Regions from separate parts of the Homo sapiens genome. Here all the other regions are linked to region 1. The links are chromatin loops, found by intact Hi-C in ENCODE. Cell type or tissue: natural killer cell. All regions are shown on one strand.

Region 1 (8,000 bases):
TACTTGGTCCCATGAATAGGTTGACTCTTGCACAAACCCTGTTTACCTGGCTTGGTTCAAAGTTGTGACTTTTACTTCCCATGTGACTGATGAATTTGACAAGTTTGCCCCTGGCCCTGTGCTGAGCACTATGAAGGGGCAAAGAATTATAAGACCTGGTTTGGGGCTTGGGGGTGGGGAATGGGGGTTCAAAGAGAATATGTACAGCAGCAGCAAAGGTAGCAGTGTGCTGGTGGGTTTAGAGAGAGATTTTTGGTTTTGTTTTTGTTTTTTTTGAGACGGAGTCTTGCTCTGTCACCCAGACTGGAGTGCAATGGTGCAATCTTGAGCTCGGCTCACTGCGACCTCCGCCTCCCAGGTTTAAGCGATTCTCCTGCCTCCCCCTCCCAGGTTTAAGCGATTCTCCTGCCTCTGCCTCCTGGGTTTAAGCGATTCTCCTGCCTCAGCCTCTCAAGTAGCTGGGATTACAGGCACCCACCACTACTCCTGGCTAATTTTTGTGTTTTTAATAGAGGTGGGGTTTCACCATGTTGGCCAGGCTGGTCTCAAATTCCTGACCCCAAGTGATCCACCTGCCTTGGCCTCCCAAAGTGCTGGGATTACAGGCGTGAGCCACTGTGCCCAGTCTAGAGAGAGGTTTTAATAAACTTAGAGTTTAGTGATCTGTGTGGCCTGGGACAGAAAGTCATCTTCTCATTTGCTTGGTTACTCAGAGTAGCCTATCAGGAGGATTTGGGGCAGGGCCAGTGGTGCAGAATCATTCTTGAGCTACAAATATCAAGAAAACAGGATCTAGAAAGATGAATGAAATCTATTCGTGACTACCTTGGCAGCATCCAAAGTCACAGAGGGGCAAGATACTACTGTGCTAGGAGGATGAATGATGACTTTAATTTGTAACCAACATAAATAAAAATAAGTTTCTGACTAGATGTCTATCATCACATCACCTGAGCATGACTGGATGGATTTTCACTGTATTGGAGGGAACATTTGAATTTATAAAATGGCCTTAAAATATGGGCTTGTGGGGGGTGATGGTGGGCTGACTACCAATGAAGAGATGTGCCATATGCATTATGGTAGGTCAGGGTCTCGCAGACACAGTCTCGCAGATGGGGACTAGTATGCCAGAGTTTATAAATGAAGTGCTCCAGGGGAAATGAGGGGGTGGGAGGAGGAACAGGCTGGATGGGGAAGGGAAAGGAGCCCAGCAAGACAGCCACTTCAGGCCAAGTCCCAGCCTCAGCATGGCTCTACAAAAAGCAGTGGAGTGTAAGTTACACCTCTGATTGTATCCCAACTCCAGGCACCCCAGAGCTGGGCTTTCATATTCTGCACCAGTCAGCCATTGGCCAATGGCCCCCTAGGGAGGACCCAAATTTCCAGGTACATCTGTCACCAGTCTTTAGAAGAGAGTCATTAGAAGCAGGCATAGAAGCCAAGGGAAGGGGCCAGTCTTGGTGGCTCACGCCTGTAATGCCAGCACTTTGGGAGGCTGAGGTAGGTGGATCACCTGAGGCCAGGAGTTTGAGACCAGCCTGGCCAACGTGGTGAAACCCCGACTCTACTAAAAATACAAAATTAGCTGGGTGTGGTGGCGCATGCCTGTAATCTCAGCTACTCAGGAGGCTGAGGCAGGAGAATTGCTTGAACCTGAAAGGCGGAGGTTACAGTGAGCCGAGATCGCACCACTGCACTCTAGCCTGGGCAACAGAGCAAGGCTCTGTCTCAAAAAAAAAAAAAAAAAAAAGAGAGAAGCCAAGGGAAGGACACTCAGAAATGGACAAAGGATTTTCAGGAGAGGGCACAGAGCCCCTCAATACAGTGTTCCCCATGCGTATTAAGACCTGTGGGCAGAACAAGGAATAAATGTTTCAGATATGAGTCCAAAATCCAAGGACACGCCCTTCAACTTGCAGACACTGGTTTCCAGTTGAGCTGCTTCTCACATGGGCAACTCTAGCCAGCTGGTAACAGCAGAGATTTGTGTACTTGGTAATGTTTTTAAAAAACAGCTGGGGATTGTCTGGGCAACGCTGGAGGCCAGCTTCTGTGCAATCGCACGGGCCTGCTGAGCTTGTCCCTCTCCTCCTGCTGTCCCCAGAGGGGCAAACAAGCTTCTTTCTTATTCAACCTATGTCTTCCTGAACTCTGTTTCTCTCTGACGTGGCTGGAGAGACTAAGACAGTTCTCATTAAGAAGACTACATAAGCAAGGCCTAAATTATGTGCTACAAATCCTGCAAGAGTGTCATGAAAATGGAGGTTGCTCAGGACTGGAGGAGCCGCGGAAGGCTTTTTATGGGAGATGGGACTTCATTTTGGCCTTGAAAAGCAGCAGAGCTTAGTAGGTAGAAAAGAGAAAGAAGGGCATCCCGGCAGGGGGGTACACATTGAGCAAACGGCACAGAGGTGAGACCTGACGTGCACTTTTATGGCACAAAGTGAAGACTGTCTTAGCTTAAGGGAAGAATCCCAGCCCAGAAGGCTGACAGTCGGTCACCCTGGGTCTGAAATTTGGGTCATGGTCTTAAGCCATCTACCCCTCTGCTGCTTGGTTCAGCTTCTTTCTGATTCTCTGCCTAATTCCCCCCTCAGACTGGCTTTCCATCAAGCTGTGTCGGGCTCCAGACCATCCTCCTAATTAATACATGCCAGGTCCCATGAGTTGACAAGCTTTCAATACAAAGAAATAAATGATATAAGCCAGGATGAAAAGCAGAACAAAATAAAGATAGCAGGGGGTGTTTGGAGTGAACAACATCATGAAACGGGCCAATTTCAGAGACTTTTTGGAAAAGCGGAAACCTGATGTGTTAATTAGGAGTCTATTTCCATAATAAGACTGCTCAGAGGAAGGTAATAGAAGAAACAAAGGGGCAGTGGCAGGGACTGGTCAGGCAGGATGGAAGTTACAGCTTAAGGAGAGGGGAGAGGGCTTATTATTGTCTGTTGTCTTCTGTATCTCTGGGGTCTGCTGGCTCCATAAGACAGGGGGCTGCCCCTTCTTTGTTTTGTAAAGCACCGTGAATAAAGAGCTTCGGGTATAAATAACAATGTGGTTTCTGGCCCCAAGACCCGATTCAACAGGAAGTACTGCAGCCTTACCAGCTCCAGCTGGTGGTAGATTTTGACTTTTCAGGGCATACTCTATTCAGAGGAACTGTCTGCTGCTGAGATGAGCCAATATAGTGGTTCAAAACAAGAGGAAGTGTGGCAAGGAAGTGAGGTGCCAATGCACCCGCAGTGAGGGAAGGGCACTTGTGAAGCCGGAAGCCTTCATCTGGCCTCAAGCAGCTAGGTTTGGGGGATTCGAGCAAGGGTGCTGGAATCAGGTAGATGTGGGATCTAACCCCCAGCTCTGCCGCCTGCTGGCTCTGTGGTTAGGCCTTCCAACTGGTATGCTGAGCTGAGAAAAGACAGTGTATCTTCTCCACTACTGCCAGATTGATTTTTCAAAAGCACAGCTTTGAGCATCTCTTCCTGCTGTTTGGAGATGGCAGTGGCTCCCAACTGCCTAGCAGAAGCCAGTCCACTGTGGGGTTGGCCAAGTTCTGCACTTCAGGGACTTTGACTGAGAGGGTGAACCCTCCTAAACCTCGTGTTCTTCTTCATGAAGCAAGGATGATAATAGGCACTGTATTGTTGGGCCACTGTGAAAGTTAAAGGAGATAATTCACGTAAAGCATGTGGCACATCATAAGTGCCCCACTAACAAGAATCTTCACGACTGGTTAAGAAACTGCTTGAGTGCAAAGCCCCATTCTTCCTTTACCAGATGTGACCTTGGGTACATTTCTTAATTTCCCCATTGTATTAGTCCGTTCTCACATTGCTGCAAAGACACTACCCCAGAATGGGTAATTTATAAAGGAAAGAGGCTTAATTGACTCAAGTTCAGTGTGGCTGGGGAGGCCTCAGGAAACTCACAACCATGGAGGAAGGGGAAGCAAACACGGCAGGAAGGAGAATGAAAGCCAAGCAAAAGGGGTTTCCCCTTATAAAACCATCAGATCTCGTGAGACTTATTCACTACCACGAGAACAGTTGGGGGAAACCACCCCCATGATTCAATTATCTCCCACCAGGTCCCTCCCACCACAAATGGGAATTACGGGAGCTACAATTCAAGATGAGATTTGGATATGGACACAGCGAGACCTTATCACCCATCCTCAAACGCTCACCTGTAAAACAAGGTTGTTGAGAGGATTCGATGAACTGATGTATCTAAAGCATCTTGACCAGTACTTAGTGCTCAATAATTTTAGTTTTATGACATCATCATCATCATTATCACTGCTTCCTCCATCACCATCATGATGATCATTTAGATCTGGGAGAAAAAAAAGAAATAAATTGGGAATATACTTATTGAAATGAGTCCCTGAAGTTGCTCTGGGGGTCTAGGAGTGGAGAAGGGGGCTGAACGCCTCCATCCCTCCTCTCCACAGATACTTCTGGTAGGGCCTGGGGTAGTTGGGACCAGTGAGGGCTTCAGGGACTGGGTGTGCCTGTTGCATCTGGCTGTTTTCTCCTGGCTTCTGGATCTAATGCTGGGCACCTGTTCAACCCAGGCCAACTGGAAGGTGGGGGTCAATCTTGCTGAATGAGACTATGGTGGTTGTGGTTGTTAGATAGAGGACACGTGCTTCCTCTTTCTGCTGTCATGAGAGTCCCTCAGGGAAAGTTCATGACGAGGTGAAATGTTACTCTGGTCTCCTGTTTTTCTTTTTCTTTTTTTTTTTTTTTTGGAGATGGAGTTTTGCTTTTGTCGCCCAGGCTGGAGTGCAATGGCGCAATCTCGGCTCATAGCAACCTCCGCCTCCCGGGTTCAAGCCATTCTCCTGCCTCAGCCTCCGGAGTAGTTGGGATTACAGGCATGTGCCACCACGCCCGGCTAATTTTGTATTTTTAGTAGAGACGGGGTTTCTCCACGTTGGTCAGGCTGGTCTCGAACTCTGGACCTCAGATGATCCGCCCACCTCGGCCTCCCAAAGTGCTGGGATTACAGCATGAGCCACCGCGCCTCGCCTGTCTCCTGTTTTTCTATCTGAAGGTAATGACCACTTCACCCATTTTGTGTGATGTTGGCAAGGCTGCCAACAGTGTGACCCCACCCCATTGCTGCGATATAATGCAACCCAAGCAAAGTGAATCAAAATCATTATAGGGAGTTTGCTTGAGAGCTAAGGGTAGGGGTAGGGGTGGAGGGAAGTGTCCTTCTCCCTTGCCCTAGGATGCAGAGATCTAAAGAACACAGGAGGCTGAAGATGCCAGACAGGGGTCCTTGCAGCCGTGTTGGAGAGATTGGAGAGATTCTGCTTGAGAGTGAAGTCAATCAAAGTCAAAAGACAGAGCCCTCTTATCATTGTTTGAGCCACTTGATACAGCTATGCCTGAAGGTGGTCACCCCCAGACTTCCCAGGTACATGAACCAATTAACTCCATAAAGCTGATTGAGTTGGATTTTTGTCACTTGTACTAATGAGTACAGTGCCTTTATTTGCAACTGTGAGAAATTTGCTTCATATGCTTTAAACTCATTTGTGTTAGGAATAATTAGGTTTTTTAAATTTGTGGAGGGGCTATCTAGGAGTGGGGAATAGAAAACTGAGATGCAACAGAAGGCAGAGAAGAAGCTGATGCTTTGCACTGAAGCCTTGGAAAAGATCAAGGAAGCTGAGAGCTGGTAGCCAAGGGCCATGGAACAGCCAGCTGTGTTGATGGAAGGGAAGAAACAGGGTCACCTGTGGGAGGAGCAGGCAGCACAGGCAAAGACATTAGGCTATAGTGTTTATGGATAAGGACCTATATAACCTTCTATGTGGTGGCACAAATTTGGCAAATCACTACTCAGCTATATTAAGCCAATTCGATAAAAATTACTCAAAGCATCTCAATCAAAAAGGCAATGTCAACTTGGAGTCACACAGCCCTGGGCTTAGGGCCAGCTTTGGGACAATCTAGTTGAGTGACATTAAGAGAATTATTTGACATCTCTGATCCTCAGTTCCATTTCTGCACCATAGGGATAATAATGCCTTCCTCACATAATAGGTGATGATGGTACTGTTTTATTCAAGCTCTTCCACACCTCTGGGACCACAATAGAAAAATGAGAAGCAAGACAACCAACAACTCCATTCCAAAAAGTACAAAGCACATGCAATATGTGCACGAAGAATCAGACATAGAAGGAAAAACAGGGCCAGGCACAGGGGCTCGCACCTGTAATCCCAACACTTTGGGAGGCTGAGGGGGGTGGTTCACTTGAGTCCAGGAGTTCAAAACCAGCCTGGGCAACATAGGGAGACCCCATCTCTACAAAAAAAATTCAAAAATTTAGCTGGACATGGTGGTGCACGCCAGGAGTCCCAGCTACTATGGTAGCTGAGGCGGGAGGATTGCTTGAGCCTGGGAGGTGGAGGCTGCAGTGAGCTGTTATTGCAACTACTGCATTCCAACCTGGGTGACAGAGCAAGACACTGTCCCCTCCCCCCGAAAAAGAAGAAAAAACATTTTAGCATGTGTGTTATCTATGATTTAGAAGCACATTTTTAAAACCATAGGGAAGGCAAATCCTGAAAACTGTTCAGGTAGTAAAAGCTGGAAAATGGAAAAATATCCAGTACTATATATTACTAGTTTTCAATCTATATATATTGTTGGTAATATTTTTATTTAGTTTGCTATCTTTGTGCTTTTATTTTAGTAACAAATGTCTTTAAGTTATTTATGAGTCCTTTTTCCATAGGCATTATGGTTTTTTATCATCTATTAGCTGCTTCAGGGCTCTAGCTAGCAAGTTTTTGTTGCTGTTGTTGTTGTTTTGAGACAGACTCACTCTGTCACCCAGGCTGGAGGGCAGTGGTGTGATCTTGGCTCACTGCAACCTCCGCCTCCTGGGTTCAAGCAATTCTCCTGCCTCAGCCTCCTGAGTAGCTAGGATTACAGGCGTGTGCCACCATGCCTGGCTACTTTTTGGAATTTTTTTTAGTAGAAACAAGGTTTCACCATTTTGGCCAGGCTGGCCTCAAACTCCTGGCCTCAAGTGATCCACCTGTCTTGGCCTCCCAAAGTGCTGGGATTACAGGCGTGAGCCACTGAGCCCAACCTCTAACTAGCAAGTTTGACACAGAGTTGAGGATAGTGGTCCTCTCATTTCCTTTTCAGGACAAACAGCAGGTCTGATGGGGGCTGTGAAGAAGCCACGCAGTTTTGGTGACTAGACTGTCAAGGAAACAGGGTTCTCTAGGTTGGCACTAACAGTGACAGTTGTCTTCTCCTGCATTAGCCAGGGTTTTCCAGAGAAACAGAACCAATGAGATGTATATAGGCCAAGCATGGAGGCTTGCGCCTATAATCCCAGCACTTTATGAGGCTGAGGCAGGCAAGAGGATCACTTGAGTCCTGGAGTTCGAGGTCATCATGGGCAAATAGCAAAACCTACTTTAAAAAAAAAAAGTAAAAAGTGTATAGATGTGAGAGAGATTGATTGATTTTAAGGAGTTAGCCCTTAAAATGACTATGGAGACTGGCAAGTCCAAACTCTGTAGAGTAGGCCAGCAAAGTTGGAGACCCAGGGAGGCACTGCAGTTAGAGTCCAAAGGCCGAGTCTACCGGCTGAATTCCCTCTTCCTCCAGGGAGGTCAGTCTTTTTTTCTATTAAGGCCTTCAACTGACTGGATGAGGCCCACCCACATTATGGAAGGTCATCTGCTTTACTCAAAGTCTACTGATTTCAATATTAAACTGGTCTCGATTTTTTTTTTTTTTTTTTTTGAGACAAGGTTGGCTCTATTGCCCAGGCTGGAGTGTAGTGGCATGATCTCGGCTCACAGCAACCTCCATCTCCTGGGCTCAATCCATTCTCCCACCTCAGCCTCCCAAGTAGCTGGGATTACAGGCACGTACCACCACTCCTGGCTAATTTTTATTTTTTGTTTTTGGTAGACATGGGGATTCACCATGTTGCCCAGGCTGGTCTTGAACTTG
Region 2 (8,000 bases), 100 kb after region 1:
TTGCAAGATTAAAAGTTGCTTTCCAGGTGGGCTGCAGTAAATGAATGTGCCAAGAGGTTGCTGAAAGCCCTTTTGGGGGCAAACGAGGGGAATCTGATATGAGTTCATGTAACAAACACCCTTTTCCCTTTGTGAAAGAGAAACCTGGAATTTACAGTCTTTCTAATTGTACATGAGCTGATTTGTGTATACATCTAGGATCATAATTTACTTTCAGTTTACTGAATTTGTGAATTTTCGCATTTGTTTTAATTTGTAATTAAGTTCTCTCTATGAGGCACGCCATATGCCTCCATTAATTCTTTCTCGTTGATTTCTTAGGAGATACATGAGTGCATATTTTCATGCAATTTTTGAGGTCTTTTGAAAATCAAATGACTACATGTTTAGCCATATGGGGCTTTGTTATTTAAAAGAGCATATTATAAAGTAAAAGAAGGCGAAATGCAAAAGGGCCTGTTGTCAACAGGGGGAAAATATTGGGAAAAACAGTTTAAAACATTGTTTTAAACACACACATTTTCAACCTTTTTTCTTTTTAGCGTTATATTTTTGAAATCTATCTTTATCGATCCCGTACCGCGTCTCACCGTCTGTGAACGGCCAATGTCACCAGTGCACCCGGCAAACCTCTGTCTGCCAGGTACTGCCCCTACGCTTACCCTCGGGCTGCAGATCCTAGCATCTGCCTTCTAAGAGTTCAGTTGGAGCCAATGTCTTTCTTTTGAACATCTTGTGCCAGGATTTGACATTAAGCTCCAGTTCATCCGCACACCCCGCGGCCGCTTTCGCAAGGGACCGAGAGGGTGGCGGCCTCGCCCGGAGACTCGCGGCGCTGGGAGCTGCCTGCCCTCGGTGCGGGCTGCAGACCGGGCCGCGAGGCGGGCGCGCGGCGCGCACTAGGACCCAGCAGGGCTCCAGGCCGGGGTGGGAGCCGCGCCGCCGACCCCGGGCGGGCGCCGGGCGCAGGAGCCGGGGTTCCGGCCGCGATCTGCTGCAGCTCGGCCGGGAGACGGCGCGACCCGGCGGCGGGGCCACCCGCGAGTCCAGCGTCGCCGCAGCCCCCCAATGCGGCCGCGAGAAGCAGCGGGGGGGCAGGCGATCGAAGGTAACGAAAATGGGGCTCATTTCCTGCCTCCTAATCTGCTCGGGTTTAGCATTGTCACGAGAAGCCCTCCGTGTTCAGGCTGCTGCATTTTGGGGCACTCTTTGATTTTTTTTAAAGGTGTCCGCCCCCCTATTTCCACCTGGTTTCAGATTGATTTATAGCTTGCAGCCCAAATGGGAAAGATCCAGCCATGGCAAGTTGCTTATTTTCATTAGTTTTGTCTCAAAAGTAAGTTCATTAAAAAAAAAAAAAGTTTCTTAGGAATGTGTGGATAGTCGCTTTTTAAAATTTTTTTTAAAAAATTGCAGACAAATGGATATTTATAAAAATAATCAAATAATTGATGCAATTCTGTTAATTACTTTTAGGGAAGCACACTTCTGTGGGCTCCCCGGGCGTTACTTTTATTTTCAAGGAAGGAACGTGTTAAATGTGGAGTTTGTTTGGCTGGGCAGAGTTTACAGCATTGCTGTCGCAACTGTTTGGCTATCAATTATAAACAGTGTCAAATCTATGGGCAGTTTCAGCCTCTTTTCAAATACTGTAACGGGTTATCCTGATATGACATCTACAGATGAGTTTCCACTGAGGGTAATAAGAAGATTTCTCTTTTTGGAGAAACATTGTTTTGAGGGGAAAACCATGATTGCCGGCTGGGAAGGCTGAAGAGACTATTTTTCATGCTTTGTTTATACTCCCGGGATGACATTTGGGGAAGGGAAATGCAATCTTTCTCCGGAGGTTTTAATTGTGGGATTATTAATTTATTTAATTTATTAGTTTCAATTGGTTGGGCTCGGGGAGCCCTCCGTCACAGGCTGTGCTTAAGGTGACACATTTGCTAGCAGTTGGGACACATGATTGCAAATGTAAAATGTGCCTCACCCGAAAGGACTGGTCTGCTGGAAGCTCCCGTGTGGAGCTGTCGTAGGCAGGGTGCGACTGGCTCATTGAGGAAAAAGGGAATCGTTTTCCTTAGCTAAGGAAGACATCCTGTTATATTCCTTTTGTTCCCTGTTTTTCATTGATCGCCGACTCTGCCTTGGAGAGGAGAGCAGCTCGGAGGGTGCAGAGCTCTGAAGGCTGCACGAATGACTGGAGCCCACTTTAACTCTCACACTGATTGGTCAGTTAGATTGAGACTTATGAAAACAGTCACCCAAAACCTTCTTTTAAAATCGTGCTGTAGTTTCAGATAGCCCTCTTGTGCACAGATTTCTGCAGGGTCGGTTTTTCATTTGGGTGCAGTTTGCTCGAGATACCTTTATGTTTAATTTTTTGTTGTTGTTTCTATCCACATAAAGTAGGCCATTTTGGTGACAAATTTCTTTGCAGACGTCAGCTACTAGCTTACACGTATACACAGCACTTTACAATACATTCTCAATGATTTCTGCTCATAAGTTGTAGAATGCAAAGTTGTTCAACTTAGAATAATGATTCCTAACCGGGTTTTGATCTGAGTCTTTTAAAAAAAGGACCATCAGTAGATGGATGCTTAACTGTATCATTACTTTGATAATTTAAGTGCCTTGTGCATTAGCACGTTTCATGCACTAAGTCTAAAACTGTGACAGTGAAAGGAAAAGACAATGAAAAGCAAACAATCAAAATCAGCCTGCACACTATTCTGAGAGATTGTGGCATCTGCTTTGAGGCGAATGCATTTCACATCCAAGAGGAAGGGCATTCTGCACCATATAAGAATATGAATTAGTAAACACTGTGAAATGTTATATCTGTAAGACAAACTGTAAAGCCCATGAACATCTTCATTTGAGCCTTTAAAGCGATTTCATTAAAGAAGCACTGTCCCAGAAGTTGTTAAATGTATAAACACTTTTCTGATTGGCTTAAAAATTTAGACACAGGAAGTGGATTGTATCTAATAACCGATGAGTGGAGACATGGTTGTTATGGAAACCGAGAGGAGTAACCCCACCCCACCCCCACTACACATACATACTCTACCATGACCACCACTTAAAAAGAAACAAAAACAAAAACAAAAACAAAACCTGCATGTCATCACAGATGCCTGGAGAACTTGTTGGCTTCTGTAAGCTTTCCCACAGCATCTGTTGAAACCTGAGATCGCGCCTGTCAAATCAAGGTCATTTTACAACAACAACCAAAAATGTGGTCTCCTAGATTTCATAACTGTATTTTTGTTGGAAATATTTGAGGAAAGAGCCTTAAACTAAGGATGAGCCCCCAGGCTTACTTTGCATTTTGCTACCTCTGAGCTGTGCAAGGGAAGGCTAAGAACAATGTATTTGAACACTTAATTGTGGGATCAAACTGACTTGTATGTCTACAGTTAGAACAAAACTCTTTTGAGAGCCAGAAAGGTTAGAATGTTACCTGTGGATGAGGATTCATCGGGGGAAGTTATAATGAGGTGTTTGTGTTTACAAGAGGGTTCAAAGTTGAACTCAAGCAATGGAACTTACAGACTGGTGGCATTTTGAAGGCTGCGTTTGTGTGTGGGGTGGTGGGGGTGGGGTTGGGGAGTGAAAGGGAGGGATGAAGATTGCCTGGTACTTTGGGAAATATAAGAGAGGGTGTTCTCAGAGGCTAACCAGGGAAAGGAAAATCTAAATGAAAATAAGAACTGTTTCAAAAATCCCATTATTATTACCCAGTTGACTTAAATAGAAAAGTTTCCTCTTTTGTGGATGGGGAAGAGTGCTTTTGTTTTTAGGATAATTGAGACGTTCCCAGTATCAAAATTGCAAATATTTCCAGTATCTTGGTAATGATTTCCATGAGGACTATAAAGAAAAAAGTTTGGAGACCTCCCCTCCCCCTAGCCTCCACCCCCAACCCCGTTCATTTTGCTAAGCAAAAAATAACCAGAGGCCCTGTACTAAATTTTGACTTTGAGGATCAACATCGAACCTTGTAAAATATAAAGCAAATACATTTCTTATATTTTTCTAATCTTGTTAATGGCAGTCTTCAGATTTTATGTTCTTGATATTCATTTAGAAACGTCTTCCTTTAAGTCATGGCAATTTGAAGCATTGAATAGCTTTATCTTAATTGATAATGGTCAGTTTTAAAACTTGTTCAATTAACAATTTGGTCTTTTTAAAAAGCAGCAAATTTCCCTTATTTTCATCAACTAATTGCATGGGGAGTGGGGAGGAGGAGAGTCCTAACTCTATTTTAATGTTTAATATTCTGCATGTATGTCGTAGAAATATATACTGTAGAAGTTAAATATTTGACAACATGGGATTATGAAATATATGCTAAATCACCCAGATATTTAACTGATTAGGACTTGGTAAAGAAGATTAAGTTTAATGGGACAACTGGTCTCTTTTAGCAAGGATTTCCTGTAGGGAGCTTTCTTATCTGCAAGTGTGTTCATTGGCAGGAAACATGTCAGTTGCTTGTTTTTACAAACTGAAGGAAATGAATGGGATTTGTTGGTTTCTAGAATCTACCTTCATTCTCTATTGTCTTGCAAATAGTTGGCTCAGAACACTTCGTTTCGAAAGGGGCTTTGGAGTGGTACAATTCATTCTCTGCAAACCTGTGGCATTTAGGTTTATTTCTTTCTGATTTTGGAATTAGGAAAATTGATCGTGGTACAACCATGTGCAACTTATTTTCCTAATACAAATGAACAAGATGTTCAATACAATTCCAATTCATTTTCAGTTGTCAGCTAGTTACTCACACACTCACTGAAGCTGCTGTTTTTGGATGGCTATGCCAAATTTCTAATAATTATTCCAGAATACCAACCAAATGCCAGTGTCGATTTTGGATTAGTGTAGAGAGGTAAAGAGAAAGAGGCAGCTTCATTCTTCTCATTGCTTATAACAAAAGGTCCATAAAGAATACACGTTAGGTATATGCCAACCTTGCTGATAGCAAAAAAAAAAAAAAAAAAAAAATCGAAATTGGGGATGGGTTGGCTAAATCCAGTTTATAGTACACATGAGAAAAACAAATTTTAACTTTGAAAGGATTTGCTGTGCAGAAGTCTGGATTAGTTTCTGAATGTTGAAAATGAGTATATTTAATTGCTTCAATTCCTAGATGTTTCAAATTCGGGAAGAGGAGAAAAGGGTAAGCTTCTTTAAAGGAAAATAAATGCATCCGCCTCCATTTGCAGAGAGCAGCCTGGTGAGGGAGGTTAAGAGTGCCTGAGGGAGACGGAACCATTTCTTGCAATGGTTTGCACACATTTTCATAGACATCATTTTTGTTTTCTACTTAGCAACAAATAGAATCTTATGCAAGACCCTAATATATGAGTCAAATAAAAACAGAGCTGCTCTGAGGGAACTAGGAGCCCAGAGCCTGCTATTGTCACCTGGGCTGTGCCCAGGGCACACTCTGGAACCCAGTACCACTGTGTACACAGTTTGCAAATCACTGCTTCTAAAATGTTCTCTAGAGAAGACCTTGGGGAATTGCTTGCAGAGCCCTGGAACCTCTTAGCGAAAGAGAGAACTTTTGCCTTGACAATTTAAGAGGCTGCTTGTGCTCATAGTGAGCAGGAAAAAGGTGGCAATTAGTGACGTAATACAGTGTACCCTAGGAAGCCTACGTACATACAGAAAAAGATGACTGACCACAAGCATGAAAGAGCCCTGGCCCAGTCTATAATGAGAGGGAAGGCATATTTTTAGGGGTTACTTATAAACCAGGGCCCCTTTTATTTATAAATTATAGGAACATCATATGGAGGTGTTTGAGATTAGTTGGTTATAATTTTGCTGGAAATGCATGGCTTTATTCTATTTCCACCTCAAGATCTGTTCTATCACTGTTATTCTATTAGTCAGTGAAAATAATTTCATATGAAGTGTCATTCATGAAATGAAAATTTGCCAAGCTATATAAATCTGCTTGGCAGACTCAGTAGTGTTTTGAGTGTTGAGTAAAATGATAACACACAGATGATATTTGCATATCATCAAATATATTCACATTATCTCCTCAATGATGAGATTGTTCTGAAATGGCAGTATTGAGATCGGGCTCAGTTTTCCCCCTTACATCCCAGAAGCTGTCAGTATTGAGGATTTCTAGGGGTGGCAGGCAGAGGAATCCCCTTCAGTTCCACTCTTGATTTTCACAATCACTAGATTCACCTCTGCCTGGTATGGAGATGAGAAATCAGGAGACTCTTCATTCAGGCAAACCGCAGTAGAACTGTGCTGCTCATGGCCACAGCCAACCTCCCTGCATTGTTTCTCAGAGGGAGTTCAGTTGAGGAGTCTATAGAAGTAGAAAGGACAGACCCCTCTGTACATTCTCCTGTTACTTTCATTGTGCTTGCCATGTTTCTACTACCTGCATGGGGTTAGAGATGACAATTAAAATAATAAGTTTTCCAGGAAGCCAAAGATCTTCCAACAATTTGTGCTGGGAAAAAAAAATTACATATGAAATATTTCCTTTACAAAGATGAAACTAGCATAAGGACCAAATAGTTGGCTGTGGTAACGATGAAATGATCGAAATGATGGTGGTTAACTATTGAATTGTGTTGACTGACGCTTTTCATGTTGAGGCTGTTTAAAGCTATCTCCTTCCTCCTCCCACCTGCATTTCAAAGAAGAATGAGTGTGTAACCAACAGAACCGTCCCAGGGTGTACTCATGATAATGGAGCAGTGCTTCTTTGGGAGTGAGCATTAAGCTCCCATGGTTTGGGGGACTTTCTTTTTGAACTGAAGGATACATGCCAGTTACCAGGACCTTGCTGAAGTTGCTAACAGGTGGCTTCTCCAAATGTGTGCCTAGTACCTTCGCAGTGCCTTTGCAGATGCCACTTTCTTAAGGTTCAGAGAGTAGCAGGTCCCACTTGGAGAGGGATTTTAGTATATTATACAAGTTTAGATTTTAGATAATGTAAGAGTTTTTTTTTTTTTTTTTTTTTTTTTGAGACAGAGTCTTGCTCTGTCGCCCAGGCAGGACTGCAATGGCGCGATCTCGGCTGACTGCAACCTCCGCCTCCTGGGTTCAAGCAATTCTCCTGCCTCAGCCTCCTGAGTAGCTGGGATTACAGGTGCGTGCCACCACGCCTGGCTAATTTTGTATTTTTAGTAGAGATGGGGTTTCACCATGCTGGCCAGGCTCGTCTGAAACTGCTGACCTCATGATCTGCCCACCTCGGCCTCCCAAAGTGCTGGGAGCACAAGCGTGAGCCACCGTGTCCGGACTTTTTTTTTTTTAAGCAGGGTCTCACTCTGTCACTCTGTCACCCAGGCTGGAGTGCAGTGGCACAGTCAGGGCTCACTGCAGCCTCGAACTCTTGGGCTCAATGCAGCCTCGAACTCTTGGGCTCAAGCAGTCTTTCCACCTCAACCTCCCGAGTGGCTGGGACCACAGGTGTGTACCACTATGCCCTGCTAATTTTTTATTTTTGTAGAGATGGGGTCTCCCTGTGCTCCCCAGGCTGGTCTCAAACTCCTGAGCTCAAGCAATCCTCCTACCTCAGCCTCCCAAAGTGCTGGGATTACAGGTGTGAGCCACCACACCCAGCCAGTTTAAGAGCTCTTGTTGCACTCTGAAATTTCCTAATTCAGCAAACTGAATACTTTTGCAGCTTTTAAAATAAAACAGTGACTCTATAAGGACTACTTAATAAATATCTCTAAATTAAGACCATCATGTTTTTTCTTGTGACTAGATTCAGCATTTAGAATGGCCTCTTGACACTTCTGGGGAAGTGTGGCAGTATTGGGTGATACAGAAAAATCACATCACACTAGCGAGGGGCCTTCCTTTGTCAGATGCTGCTCTCTGCATTATTTTAATTGGTTCTCATATTAGCTTAATAATACTGCTACTAATACCTAATGATAATATGCATTAATGTCCCATTCTACAGATGAAGAAACCAAGGCAACTGTGTTCCCAGA
Region 3 (8,000 bases), 350 kb after region 1:
CACAGTATTAGAAAGCATTTTTGTGACACTGCTGTTCAAGGATGTACATTTTAGTGCAGTTGGATAATCCAAAATTATTTGTGATTTGACTTGGAAGTGATACAGTTTTTGTTGCAGCTATGCAGTGGTGTTTATCAATTCCAGAATCAAGCTGCCTGCATTTCACCTTAGACAAATTCGTTAACTTGTCTGAACTTTACTTTCTGATACGGTTTGACTCTGTGTCCCCACCCAAATCTCATGTTGAATCGTAGCTCCCATAATTCCCACGTGTTGTGGGGAGGGACCTAGGGGGAGGTAATTGAATCATAAGGACAGGTCTTTCCTGTGTTGTTCTCATGATAGTGAACAAGTCTTATGAGATCTGATGGGTTTGTAAAGGGGAGTTTCCCTACACAAGCTCTCTCATTCTCTCTTGTTCTCTGCCATGTAAGACATGCCTTTTGCCTTCCACCATGATTGTGAGGCCTCCCCAGCCATGTGGAATTGTGAGTCCATTAAACCTCTTTTTTAAAAAAAAAAAAAATTACCCAGTCTTGGGTATGTCCTTGTCAGCAGCATGAGAATGGACTAATAACCTTTCCTTATCTGTAGGATCATAACATATACTATCTCTCTTCTAGATTTGTTGGTAGAATTAAGTGAAATAAATAATGTACGTAAAATGTTTTGGCTGGTGCTTGGCACATGGTCGGTTGTAAGTTAATATGAATAGTTACTACTGCCAGTGCTGCTGTTGCTGCTACTATCACTGCTACTAAAGATGTTTGTGTGTACTCTAAGTTCCAAGCTGGACTGACACTTAGGCCAGGTGACTCAGCAGTATAATGAGTGAGTTAAAAATTTCTTATGTATAAAGTCTCCACAGATAATCAAAAGCTGGCTGTTTTTGGAAATCCTAATCAATAATTGAAGCACGGTCTGAGAGTGTGGTTGGGAAGTATCCATGTGTGTTCCTGGATAACGCATCAAGCTTCTCTGCCTCTCCCCTCCCCCAGGAAGATTGGTAGAGTGGCTCTAGGAGTCTTTCCTGAGGCCCAGCTCAGGACTCATGACATGGTGGCCAGAGGGCACTTCGGCATTGTCAGATGAAACGCACTGTGTAAAGTGTTTGTTCAGCCAGGGATCTTTTCCCCTATGCTTCCTAATCAAGTAACTCTTAACCCCTGGCGGAGTTTCTCTCCCATAGCCCTCTCGTTGGCTATCACGTCAGTTATTAATTAACTGGATGAGCTTTGGGTTGACTCTCAGGAGGACTGTTCTGTGCCCCAGGTTGCAGTGAGTTCTCAGCTGAGCTGAGAAGGCTTTAGAAACAGGTATGCTATCCCAGCTGCCCCTGTGACCCTGTGTAAATCTTCTAGGTCACTGTAGTAGCTGAGGTGAATACCTTAGTGACTGGGGTTCAGGTTTGTCTTTTGTTTGCGTTTGAAACAGGGTCTCACTCTGTCACCCAAGCCGGAGTGCAGTGGCACAATCATGGCTCACTGCAGCCTTGACCTCCCTGGGCTCAGGTGATCCTCCCATCTCAGCCTCCTGAGTAGCTGGGACTACAGGCGTGTACCACCAGGCCTGGCTAATTTTTTCGCATTTTTTCTAGAGATTGGGTTTCACTATGTTGCCCAGGCTGGTCTTGAACTCCTGGGCTCAAGTGATCTTTCCTCCTTGGCCTCCCAAAGTGCTGGGATTATAGGTATGAGCCACTGTGCCTGGCCAGGGATTCGGTGTTCTTTTTTTTTTTTTTTGAGACAGAGTTTCACTCTTTTTATCCAGGCTGGAGTGCAATGGGGTGATCTTGGTTCACTGCAACCTCCGCCTCCTGGGTTCAAGCGATTCTTCTGCCTCAGCCTCCCAAGTAGCTGGGATTGTAGGCATGTGCCACCATGCCTGGCTAATTTTGTATTTTTTTAGTAGAGACGGGGTTTCACCATGTTGGTCAGGCTGGTCTCGAACTCCTGACCTCAAGTGATTCACCCGCCTCGGCCTCCCAAAGTGTTGGGATTACAGGTGTGAGCCACTGTGCCCGGCCTGGGATTCGTTTTGATAGCAGAACTCAGCAGTTTCTGAGGTAGACACACACCTGCCGAGGTCAGCAGCTCCTACCTTTTGATCTCACAGGAACATAATTGGTGAGGAGCATGGGATGCTGGGATTGAGGAAGATACGATGCTTGGGTTGAGTCATTTACCTTTTAAATTCTCTACCATAGGCCTCTGGGAGACGAGGGGAGGGTTTCTGGGGCAGGAGGCCGGCTTGCTGAGCCCTGGCTCTCTGGACAGCCACTGGGACAGATAGCTCAGGCATCAGTGCCTTTTCCACGTGGTTGCTGCCACTGTTCCCAGGGGCCAGGTCAGTTGGTCTTTCTGGGTAGATTCTGTTTGTTTAATTTTTTCCTCCATCCCCCTACCCGTGAATCACAGTGTGAATTTATCCCCTGCGTCCAACCCCCGTTCTGTCTCCCTGACCCTGTGTTCCCGCTGGAGCACTGGTCTGGCAGCCTCTTACCTGCAGTTTTCCCTGGCACCCCTGTCCTCTCCCTGGCAACCTCGGGCATATCCTCTGGTTCCCGGGTGCTTTGTCCATATCTTACCCAGCGCTGACAAGAACGCTGGAGGAATCGATAACACTGACAATGTTATTTGGTCCCTGCAGCTTCTCACATGTGGGTCGGAGATGGTTTCGGATTTATCTTTGGAGCCGGGTGCCGCCACATCAGGGTGCAGTCGGTGTTAGACACCCTTTGTTGAAAGGGATCTGCTTCATGGTTGGAGTGAGTGCTTGTTCTAGAATTGAGAGGCACTGTAGAGGCAGTGTCTCCTTAAAAGTGGATGTGTTGGTTGGCCGGATGCTGTGGCTAAAAGCCAGGCTCACAACCCAGGAACTCCCAGGAAAGTTCCCTGTTGAAAATTAGGGAAGATGGGTGACTGGTGATCTCGTGGCCAATGGCCACTCCGCAAGAACAAACACCAAACAACCCAGTGTCTGTGTTTCACTGAGAGAGAAGGGCTCATGATTATTTATTAAAATAAAAAAATCATAACTGAAGCTCTCTGGCTTAGTACACACACCCTGTCACTGTTACCTGGCCAGGTACTTTGAACAACTTCCAGTTATGGAAATATGGTGATCAAATTATGTGCCAATTTGATAAGATCACATTGGAACATTTAAAAATAGATGAGTAACTACGGACAACCAGAAGATAAAGTGGCAGTAGGTGGGCCAGTTGTAATCCAACCAAGGGCATCCATGTGTCAGGCCCACGTTACCTTTATTGCCGTCCATAAAACCTGACTCGTTTGTTACTGTGTGCAGCATGGAAATCACCTTAAAGAAAGTGGAGGTACTGGAAGGAGTGCGCGCCCAGTTGCAGCCTGAAGTCAGAGCTGGCTGTCAGCTGCCCCCTCCACTTCATTCAATATGCTTAGAAATTCTTTTACTAGGCCTTGAGCTTTAAAAATGAATATTTATGTATTTAAACACATTATTTATGTAAATGCAATGAGTGGTGAATTTTATTTCCCCTCATCCCTACTAGCACTGTCAGCTTGCCTTTCAAACTTTTTTTTAAAAAAGGCACGAAGAGGGCAATTTAATGTATGTCTTTTACTTTACCATTTATCCTCTTTGTAATTTGCTTATGCAATTTCGACTTTAAGATTGTGGGTGTGATACAAACAACTGTTAGAAAAAAAGAGGAACATGCCCACGTTCCAGACAAGTTTACCACATCATTGTACATTCCTGTTTCCTATCAGGAGACAAAACTTTTCAAATGTGCATGTTTTTTTCTATAATAAAGTTTTTTTTTTTTTCTTTTTTTGAGACGGAGTCTCGCTCTGTCGCCCAGGCTGGAGTGCAGTGGTGCAATCTCGGCTCACTGCAAACTCCGCCTCCCGGGTTCATGCCATTCTCCTGCCTCAGCCTCCCGAGTAGCTGGGACTACAGGCATCCGCCACCACACCAGGCTAATTTTTTTGTATTTTTCAGTAGAGACGGGGTTTCACCATGTTAGCCAGGATGGTCTCAATCTCCTGACCTCGTGATCCACCCGCCTCGGCCTCCCAAAGTGCTGGGATTACAGTCGTGAGCCACTGGGCTCGGCCTATAATAAAGTTATTACAGAATAACTTTATGTTAGTTATTCTAGTTACTTTATGTTTCTCTGTAATAATTATTTAACTTTCATGTTAAATTTTAAAATCTCTCCATGTGTACTTTGTGTGTACGTGAGAGTTTATGGCTTCATGCCACATAATATATTGAGTTCATTTGAGTAATAGTTTGACTCTTTGAAGTGGCATAGCATGGCAGCTATTAGAAGTATATAAAACGATCCGCTTTTTAGCTTCCTGTGTGTTTTGCATGTGTTTGAAGTTTTTTTAAATGCTTCTGTGCCTCTACCCTTTTTAGTCAGCCTATGTCATGCGATGAGGTTTCAGATGGAGAAGAAGAGTTAAACCCTTATTTGCTAAAGGCCCTCCCAAGACAGAGTGGTAAAACTAATTTGGGAGGATCCTAAGATTTAGTTGGATAAAACCGATTTAGCTAGATAGTGATTTTAAAGATGCCACCTCTTTGGCCTTCTGACTTGGAGTATGAGGGGTGTGTTTCTGTTTCCTTTTCTTTATTAGAACTTAGCAGTGTAGAGTTTGACAGTATTTCAAAGTCAATATAATTTGGATGTTTTCATGATCATTTTATGATTGATCGTTGTTAGCGTGCTAGCTCTTGACTGCTTTTGGCACTTGGGAAACAATAGTGTAGAGAGTACAAAAAAATAACTATTTTCAACCCAAACAAATACTGAGTAGATCTGTCAGCCTCGGGAGGTGACACACTGCAGATGTGTGCTTCCTGTAGCCTCCCCCCTGTGAAAATGACATTGACGTGTGGTGGGGAGAAGGAGGAAGAAGCAGGGCTCTCTCAAAATAGTGAGTAACGGAACAGAGATTCCTGCAAAGCGGAAGCTCGGGGAAATTCTGCGTTTCTTTTGTAATTCCCGCCCCCACACAACTCTGTCACAGCAGGCTTTTCCTAGAGATTAATTTGGTTTTAGGCAAATCATGGGATTATTTTGGTTTTATTTAGGTGTTGATGCAAGCAGATTATTGATTTTTCCTGCGTCCATTCAAACACGCATAAGCACACACACATACCGTCCAGCTTCTCTACTACAGAAGAAGCATTTACAAGAGTCCTTACAATTCTACCCATGGGCCTAAAAGAATTCCTTCTCCACCTGTTCCACATGCGTTCCCTTGCAGATGGAGGGGCGTTCTGAGGTATATGAGGTGGATTTCTGAAAGACCTGTGGGGCATTAAAATCATCACAGAGCTCAGGTGTCTGAATATCACATAAGTGACACACTAATAGTGATTTCCGTCTTTATAGCTTTTAGAACACATCTGTAAAATAATAGCAAGACAGGTGCAAGAGTGGAAGCCTTTTCATATCTGATATTTAGAGGACATGTCGGTGAGTTTGAAATATTCTGTGGCTGGGATTATCAGGGACTCTGTATCCAGCTCCTGATGCCAAGAACCTGGTGCTGTCTGCAGGGCGCCAGAGCCTCTCCTCCCTGCCTGTTGGTGCTGATCCCAGGAACTAGGGCTACACTGAGGCTCATGGGGCCAGGATCTTGAGAAAGAAATGATAACTTCTCTTTTCCATCTTTCCTTCTGAAAAAAAACAAAAACAAAAACAAAAACAAAAACAAAACAAAAAAACAAACAAAAAGAAACTATTAGAGAGCAAGGTTGGACATAAAACTGAAACTTTCTCTCAGTTATTACAGCAATCTTTTTTTTTTCTTTTTTAATCTAAACTGCTGGAGTAATTGTCGATCTTGTTATGGGAATAGACAATAAGGTATCTAGAAAAAAATTCTTTGTAATCAGTTTTGTTCTTTTTGCCTCTCTTCTTCCCTCTTTTATGTACTTGGCTGGTTTTCTTTTTAAATTTTTGAAGTGTAAACATTTCCCCAATGTCGTTAGACTGTAAATGATAGAATTTTAGAAAATGAAGGGCCTTCAGGAATCAGTCACTTGCTAAACATTTTGATATGGAAGAATATATATATATATTATATATATATATATATATATATATATATATATATATATATTTTACAGACAGGGTCTTGCTCAGTTACCCAGGCTGGAGTACAGTGGCTCGATCATAGCTCACTGCAGCCTTGACCTCCTAGGCTCAAGCAGTCCTCCCATCTCAGCCTCCCAAAAGTCCTGTGACCAGGCATGAGCCACTGCACCTGGCCTTCCTTCCTTACATATTTTGAAGCAGAGGCTGTAAGTTCATGGTGAATAACTTGGCTCTGTTCTGTTTGTTCTTCTGCTAGTACCACCTAACTTCTACTGTGACGTCCCTTGACAGAGAGGAGAATTAAGTGGATTAACTGCCTTTCCCATGCTGAGTATGGTGTTAGGTATATTGTATACGTCATCATCCCATTTAAGCCCAAAATGACTTTTGGAGAAGATGGTATTTTTGCCAATATACAGATGAAGAGATTGTGAAGCTAAGAGGACAAGTGGTTTGTCCATCCAGTAACACAGCAAGTTAGCAGTGTAGACAAGAACCATACCACTTGATCCCCTTGTTGGGAGCTACATGTGGGGATTCTTTCCAGAATGTTCTCTGGGAAAGTCCTGGCATTGCCTGTGGCCCCTCATGGGCACATAGTCATGGGTTAGTTTGTAGTATTTGTCTCTCATGATCTTGAAAGAGACACATGACCCTGGGAACTTGGACCCCATGCAGGGGTTTGGTGGGAAGGCCAGAGGAGGTATGGTGACAAGAACCCAGCCTCTAAGAGGCTGGGGATGTGGGGGTGTTACTGTGGGGATAGCCCAGGTGGGAGCTGGAGGGGCTTCCTGAGCAGGGATGTGAGGCCCCAGGAGGAGCTGGTGCACATGTGTGTGCACGCCTGCAGTTTTAACCCCTTCCTCCCCCAGGGCTCATCTCTTTTGTCCTCTGTTGTCTGGCAGCCCATTGGCCAGCTTGTGTAATCCTTTGTAATCACTTCTTGTTTGTGTTCCTCTAGAGGTTCCCCACCTTAAGGAAACGGACCCTGCCTTTGTGTCACAGGGCCCTGCCCAACTCCTGTGCTGTTAGCTCTTTACAAGCGGTGTTCAGGGACCTGCTTCAAAATCAGGCCCAACGATCCACCTTTCGTTAGGCCCACGGAAGTTTGAATGGGTTTGTGACCCACTGAAGTCTGCATTCTGGCCTGGTGGTGGTGGTGGTGGAGGTGGTGGTGGAGATGGTGGTGGTGGTGGTGGTGGTGGTGGTGGTGGTGGTGGTGGTGGAGATGGTGGTGGAGGTGGTGGTGGAGATGGTGGTGGTGGTGGTGGTGGTGGTGGTGGTGGTGGAGATGGTGGTGGAGGTGGTGGTGGAGATGGTGGTGGTGGTGGTGGAGATGGTGGTGGAGGTGGTGGTGGTCGTAGAGATGGTGGTGGTGGTGGTGGTCGTAGAGATGGTGGTGGTGGTGGTGGTGGAGGTGGTGGTGGAGATGGTGGTGGTGGTGGTCGTAGAGATGGTGGTGGTGGTGGTGGAGATGGTGGTGGTGGTGGTGGTGGTGGTGGAGGAGGAGGTGGTGGAGCTGGTGCTGGAGGTGGTGGTGGTGGTGGTGGAGGAGGAGGAGGTGGTGGTGGTGCTGGAGGTGGTGGTGGTGGAGGTGGTGGTGGAGGAGGAGGAGGAGGTGGTGGTGGTGCTGGAGGTGGTGGTGGTAGAGGTGGTGCTGGAGGTGGTGGTGGTGGTGGTGGAGGTGGTGGTGGTGGAGGAGGAGGAGGTGGTGGTGGTGCTGGAGGTGGTGGTGGTGGAGGTGGTGCTGGAGGTGGTGGTGCTGGAGGTGGTAGTGGTGGAGGTGGTGGTGGAGGTGGTGCTGGAGGTGGTGGTGGTGGAGGTGGTGCTGGAGGTGGTAGTGGTGGAGGTGGTGGTGGAGGTGGTGCTGGAGGTGGTAGTGGTGGAGGTGGTGCTGGAG

The links. A loop is a pair of places that touch in the nucleus more often than their neighbours do. Peaks named below come from ENCODE experiments on the same cell type or tissue, not always from the same donor. Only the 100,000 strongest peaks of a DNase experiment are listed, where the experiment ranks them.
Region 2: it touches region 1 in a loop (5-fold over the local background); 10 of 110 quality-filtered maps call a loop at or near these places.
Region 3: it touches region 1 in a loop (4-fold over the local background); 2 of 110 quality-filtered maps call a loop at or near these places.

Annotation. Positions count from the first base shown.
Region 1 is chr14:89,716,190-89,724,189 of GRCh38, reverse strand. No RefSeq gene overlaps it. Among named protein-coding and RNA genes, the nearest start is that of FOXN3-AS2, 140 kb to the right of the region's middle. In natural killer cell, no CTCF peak of the experiment used is centred here; DNase peaks (open chromatin) are centred at 2,119, 3,209, 3,979 and 4,639; H3K27ac peaks cover 4,080 bases.
Region 2 is chr14:89,612,136-89,620,135 of GRCh38, reverse strand. It overlaps LOC105370617 (a long non-coding RNA gene), which reads right to left and starts at 819. Exons shown (of 6, transcript XR_944131.3): 1 at 663-819. It also overlaps a transcript of FOXN3 not described here. RefSeq lists enhancers at 574-1,073, 1,074-1,575, 3,186-3,245, 5,503-5,592 and a silencer at 801-1,180. In natural killer cell, no CTCF peak of the experiment used is centred here; DNase peaks (open chromatin) are centred at 905, 1,145, 1,965, 3,045 and 5 weaker places; H3K4me3 peaks cover 3,110 bases; H3K27ac peaks cover 3,413 bases.
Region 3 is chr14:89,362,073-89,370,072 of GRCh38, reverse strand. The region is part of intron 2 of FOXN3 (forkhead box N3); the gene reads left to right. FOXN3-AS3 (FOXN3 antisense RNA 3) reads right to left here. Exons shown (of 2, transcript NR_188029.1): 2 at 5,065-5,679. Among named protein-coding and RNA genes, the nearest start is that of FOXN3-AS3, 16 kb to the right of the region's middle. RefSeq lists an enhancer at 4,559-4,608. In natural killer cell, no CTCF peak of the experiment used is centred here; DNase peaks (open chromatin) are centred at 4,372, 4,872 and 7,152; H3K4me3 peaks cover 930 bases; H3K27ac peaks cover 1,795 bases.